2 separate regions of the Homo sapiens genome follow, and region 2 is linked to region 1. The links are chromatin loops, found by intact Hi-C in ENCODE. Cell type or tissue: left lung. All regions are shown on one strand. Each heading gives the region's core, and the rest is flanking DNA. Links, peaks and the distances in the headings are about the cores only.

Evidence for each region. Hi-C counts contacts between places; a loop is a spot of excess contacts. Peaks named below come from ENCODE experiments on the same cell type or tissue, not always from the same donor. Only the 100,000 strongest peaks of a DNase experiment are listed, where the experiment ranks them.
Region 2: it touches region 1 in a loop (8-fold over the local background); 1 of 110 quality-filtered maps calls a loop at or near these places.

The regions. Positions count from the first base shown.
Region 1 is chr6:15,425,974-15,428,783 of GRCh38, reverse strand. All of the region lies in intron 3 of JARID2 (jumonji and AT-rich interaction domain containing 2), which reads right to left. Among named protein-coding and RNA genes, the nearest start is that of DTNBP1-AS1, 120 kb to the left of the region's middle. In left lung, for the core only: no CTCF peak of the experiment used is centred there; no DNase peak of the experiment used is centred there; H3K27ac peaks cover 1,829 bases.
Region 2 is chr6:14,990,825-14,993,634 of GRCh38, reverse strand. All of the region lies in intron 2 of LOC105374945 (a long non-coding RNA gene), which reads left to right. Among named protein-coding and RNA genes, the nearest start is that of JARID2-DT, 250 kb to the left of the region's middle. In left lung, for the core only: no CTCF peak of the experiment used is centred there; no DNase peak of the experiment used is centred there.

The DNA.
Region 1 (2,810 bases), core at 53-2,552:
CACGTGTGTGCCACCAGGCCCAGCTAATTTTTGTATTTTAAGTACAGACAAGGTTTCACCATGTTGGCCAGGCTGGTCTCGAACTCTTGACCTCAGGTGATTCGCCAGTCTTGGCCTCTCAAAGTGCTAGGATTACAGGCATTAGCCACCATGCCTGGCACTAGAAGATTCTATCATTGCATGAGTTCATGTCCTTTGTAGGGACATGGATGAAGCTGGAAACCATTATTCTCAGCAAACTACCGCAAGGACAAAAAACCAAATATGGCATGTTCTCACTCATAAGTGGGAATTGAACAATGAGAACACTTGGACACAGGAAGGGCAACATCACACACCAGGGCCTGTTGTGGGGTGGCGGGAGGGTGGAGGGATAGCATTAGGAGACATACCTAATGCTAAATGATGAGTTAATGGGTGCAGCACACCAACATGGCACATGTATACATTACGTAACAAACCTGCACATTGTGCACATGTACCCTAGAACTTAAAGTATAACAAAAATATATATCTAACAAAAAAAGAAGATTCTATCATTGCAAATTAAAGCCATTGAGCCTAAAGGAAAAAATATTCTTGCATGATATTTACCTTATTGTGTAGAAAAAAACCCACTTACCATAAAAACCCCTCCTTAAAATTTCCAAAAGCAGAAATGAACCCAATTTTCTTCTAAAACAAGTCACTTTGGTTGCTGCCTTTCATCACCCGCCAGACTCCCATCTTACAATAAAATAGGAGGGAGGCAGTGAGGGAACAGGAAGTATACGGCGACAGTAGTAAGAAGAAACATTCAATTCTCATCTTAGTTAAAGCACTGTGCACTACTTGCAATTGCACTAGGCAGTCAAGTGAGGTATTAACATCAAGCAGCACTCTGCATTAAAAAAAAAAAAGGTATGTCTAACAACCCCATATAAGCACTCACATGTGAACCACAAGTGACATTAATGGCTGTCACCTCCTTCACAAACCAGGTGACTCCAAGCCCTCACAATTCCAGCATCTAGTGCCTTTCACGTAAGATGCCAGGAACCAGTGTCTACACATTCACACTAAGGAAGATTCAGGAACTGATCAAATGTTCCCAGGAGGGTCAGAAACTGCTGAAAAAGATCAGGGTGGTGTTTAGACTTGTCCTTTGGGGGTGTGAAAAGGCAAGGAGGGCAAAGGGATGAGACAAAAATGTTACTGTTTAAAAGCCTAGCAAGAGCTTAGAGGAGGAAGGAAAGAAACTTGTATCCAGCAGTTTCCATGGCAACCACAAAGCATACTAGACCATAATTTACATGGGGGGTGGAAGTGATATCCCTGCAATCTGATCTCCGAGGTAACAGAAAAAGGAAATGGCCACTGCAGTAATAAAAATGAAGTTCCAGCCTTTTTTGTTTTCTAGAAAATAAACAAATGCGGAAGAAGCTAGTATGTTTGCCAGGAGCCTGAAGCAAATAATGGGGGTGAATATGAAGTCCCAACAAGTGTTCGCCAACATCTAAACCTGCAGAGGATGCAAATATTCTGCGGCAGGTCCAGGCTTTGCGATTCCTTCCATCACACTACAACTCACATGCTCTGAACTCTTAGGACAGAGTGTGGTGCAGGTTTATGCAGAAGAATTGAGTATCTAATAAGACCTCTCTAGAGACAGACCCAAGTCTAGCAGGAACAGGAACTTGTTAAAGAAAGAAGACCCAGGTTTCAAACTCATAAAACACAATTTCAGGAAGATAAGCATAAATGGCAAGGTTAAAAATAAATTGCACACAGCCACAAAGGGTTGCCAGACACAGCCCTCCTTTACATTCCTGCAAAGTGCTACTCCAAATATATCAAGGTGCTGATGTACCCCCCATTACTCAGGCCAGTTATGTAATTCTTTAACAAACACATACACTTAAACAATGTAAATGTATACTATAAATAAGCCTTTTGATCAAAACCATAAAATGGCACTGATGGCTTTCAAATGGTAAAATCTCCTGACCTCCTTGTAATTATCCAAGAATCTATTAGGCTTAAGTCACCTCATCCTCTGGGGGTTGGAAAAACAGCAAGCAAGCAAGATTGGGGTTTGTTTTTCATTTACTAAGGTGAAGACAGGAAACCCTCTTGGAGCTCTTCCACTCCCTACTATAACTGAAGGAAGCTAGTGCTGTCAGTCCACATCCATTCAACAAATATTGATTCAGTGCCTCTGAGCACATCTTGGCTTAGACTGATTTGGGAGCCAACACTTAAGCATAGTAACCTCCTACATAGTGTGGAGACAGGTTATTTCATTTAATTCTACAAACTACCTGGGTTCTTGGTCATTTCCAGTCTGCCTAGCTGGGCCTGTCCAATGTGCAGCCTGCCCAACATCCACGTGCGTCCTTTTGAATATCAACTAACCATCTTGCCTCCAGCTCACCATCTTGGTAAAGAAAAGTTTATAATTCAATCCTGCCTTCTCTCTCAGCCAGCTTGTGAAGTCCATCGGTAAAGAGAATGCCCTGAAGCACACAAAGCCTTCTAGAAGCAGCCTGTTAAGAAGCACAAAGAACCCTTCACTTGTCAAACCTCGGCCCCACTCGAGGATTATTAAGAGTCACAATCTCGAAAACTCTGGCCCTTCCTGAGTGGCAGGTCTCAAGTAGCTGCTGTCCCCTCCCAAGGCAAACTGCCCAGTACTCAAGAAGCTCATCATGTTATTACTATAACTGCACTGCACCCAGCTACCATGTTCACAGAAACAGGTACAGGCCTGTTTCCCTGCATTAGATTGGCTGAGAAACCCACAGCTGGCAGCTCACATCATGCTATTAGGA
Region 2 (2,810 bases), core at 28-2,527, 440 kb after region 1:
CATCTCTACTAAAAATACAAAATTAGCTGGGTGTGGTGGTGCATGCCTATAGTCCCAGCTACTCGGGAGGCTGAGACAGGAGAATTGCTTGAACCTGAGAGGCAGAGGTTGCGGAGAGCGAAGATCACACCATTGCACTCTAGCCTGGGCTACAACAGTGAAACTCCGTCTCAAAAAAAAAAAAAAATTTATCCTCTTCACCATTTTTAAGTTCACTAGTGCTAATTATGCTCACATTGTTGTGTAATAGGCCTCTAGAACTTTTTTATCCTGCAAAACTGGAACTCTGTATCCATTGAACAACTCTCCATTCCCTCTCCCGCTACCCTGACCACCATCCTACTTTCTGTTTCCATAATTTGACTACTCCAGGGACCTCATGTAAGTGGAGTCATGCAGTATTTGTGTTTTTCTTCTGGATTATTTCACCTAGGACAATGTCCTCAACATTCATCCATGTTGTAGCATAGGACAGGATTTCCTTCTTTTTAAGGCTGAATAATATTCCATGGTATGTATAGACCACATCTGCTTTATCTGTTCATCCACGGATGGACATTTGGGCTACTTCCACCTCTTGGCTATTGTGAATAGTGCTGTTGTGAACATGCGTGTGCAAATATGTCTTCAAGATCCTGCTTCAATTGCTGGATCATATGATGATTCTATTTATTTATTTATTTATTTATTTATTTATTTATTTATTTATTAGAGATGGAGGCTTGCTAATGTTGCCCAGGCTGGTCTTGAACCCCTGGCTTCAAGCTGTCCTTCCACCTCAGCCTCTGAAGTAGCTAGGACTATACATATGTACCATCATGCTTGGTTAATTTATAAATTTTTTTTTTTTTTTTTGAGACAGGGTCTTAATCTGTCACCCAGGCTAGAGTGCAGTGATGCAATCGTGGTTCACTATACCCTTGACCTCTTTTCTTGGTAAATTACCCAGTCTCAGGTAGTTCTTTGTAGCAACATGAGAATGGGCTAATATAGGGGCACAGAATTCAATCTGTAATGGTACATGTCAGGCACTACACTAGAAGTTAGACATCGTCACTCATTTACTCCTGACAGTGACCTATGAGATCAGCAGTTATTATCTCAGTTACATAGATGAAGACTTGGAGTTTTAGAAGACCTCAGTGACTTGCTAGGGTTTCCCACTGCGGATAGCACCCTCCAGCCACTTGCCTTTGCACACAACTAGGCACTGTGACACTTAGAGAGGAAGCTTTGCTTCTGGGGCTGTCTAGTACATTGGTGTTTTAGAGATGTTTTTTCTTATGCTTCTGTTTGATTCAAAGATTTTCCAGATGGTCAGTTTACCTGGCCGCAAAAGGAAGTTTCCCTTAGACTGGAGCAGGCCTGTCTGGTCAGATTTTGTCCCATTCTTCCTGGACATGAATACAATGTCTAGGAAGACAATTTCCAGGGAGAAATTCTAGGTCTTTCTATATTGCTCTTCCTAAGCCCAAAACTCCTTTTAAGGAGTACAGAAAGATCTAGAATCCAGGACTTAGAGGAAAACCAGAGAAGATTTCAAATGTACATGGGTAGTGATTTCCTGGTTGCACAGATGTTATACATAGCCATACATAAGACCTGAGATGAATACATGGATTATTGTCCTTCATGGAGCAGAGTCTGTTTCTATCTCTGGCCTTTCCTAATTCTTGCTTTCTTTAGACTGATCATATTGGAGAAACTGAGGCAATTCCATGTTACTCTCCACCCTTGCCCTAAAATTGCTCTCAAGAAAACAAATGCCAGTGAAACCCAACTATACACGTCTAACTCTTCTCAGGAATCTTTATCTCTTAGCAGAAGGCAAAGACAAAGGAATTAAACTGGATCAATTCTTTCCTTTTGTGGGGTCTCTGGAGCTCCTCTTTGCTCCTGGGGCAGTCTTCAAGGTCCTCTCTACAGAATCCTTAGGGCTTTAGGCCGCCCAGTTACAAACCACTGGCCCAGGTCACCTTTCAATTTTCTTGAGTGAAGAAAGATCTCTAAGACACATGAAGAGAATAAACTGAGGGACAGAATAGCACGTGTGGTCTAGATTTCGTTTCTCCATTATTTATGCATACGCAAAAGAGAAAGAGCTAGCACAACCCACAATACCTGTGATAAGCATCTAGAAAGGCAGAGGGATTAGAGTGGGAAAATCAAGAGGACTTTCAATCCCAAGTTGTTTGAAAGATTTTTGCAGAGCTGGGTGCCGTGGCTCATGCCTGTAATCTTAGTACTTTGGGAGACTGAGGTGGGAAGATCACTTGAGCCCAGAAGTTTGAGGCGGCAGTAACTGAGGATCATGCCGCTGCACTCCAGCCTGGGCGACAGAGAGAGGCCTTGTCTTTTTTTTTAAAGAAAATAATAATAATAATTGTGCATGTGTGTGTGTTCATGCACTTAGATGTTACTTGTGTAATTAGAAAGAAATTTCGGGCTGGGCGTGGTGGCTCATACCTGTAATCTCAGCACTTGAGCCCAGGAGTTCAAGACCAGCCTGGCCAACATGGTGAAATCCCGTCTCTACTAAAAATACAAAAATTAGCCAGGTGTGGTGGTGCACACCTATAATTCCAGCTACTTGGGAGGCTGAGGCACGAGAATCACTTGAATCCAGGGGGTGGAGGTTGCAGTGAGCCGAGATCACGCCACTGCACCCAAACCTGGGCAACAGAGTAAGACTGTCTCAAAAAAAAAAAAAAAAAAAAAAGGAAATTAAAATAATGAATTAAAACCCCTATATAAGGCTATATGTCTGTAATGAATTTCAGTTGTCAGCTCACGACATATTAACAGAGTAT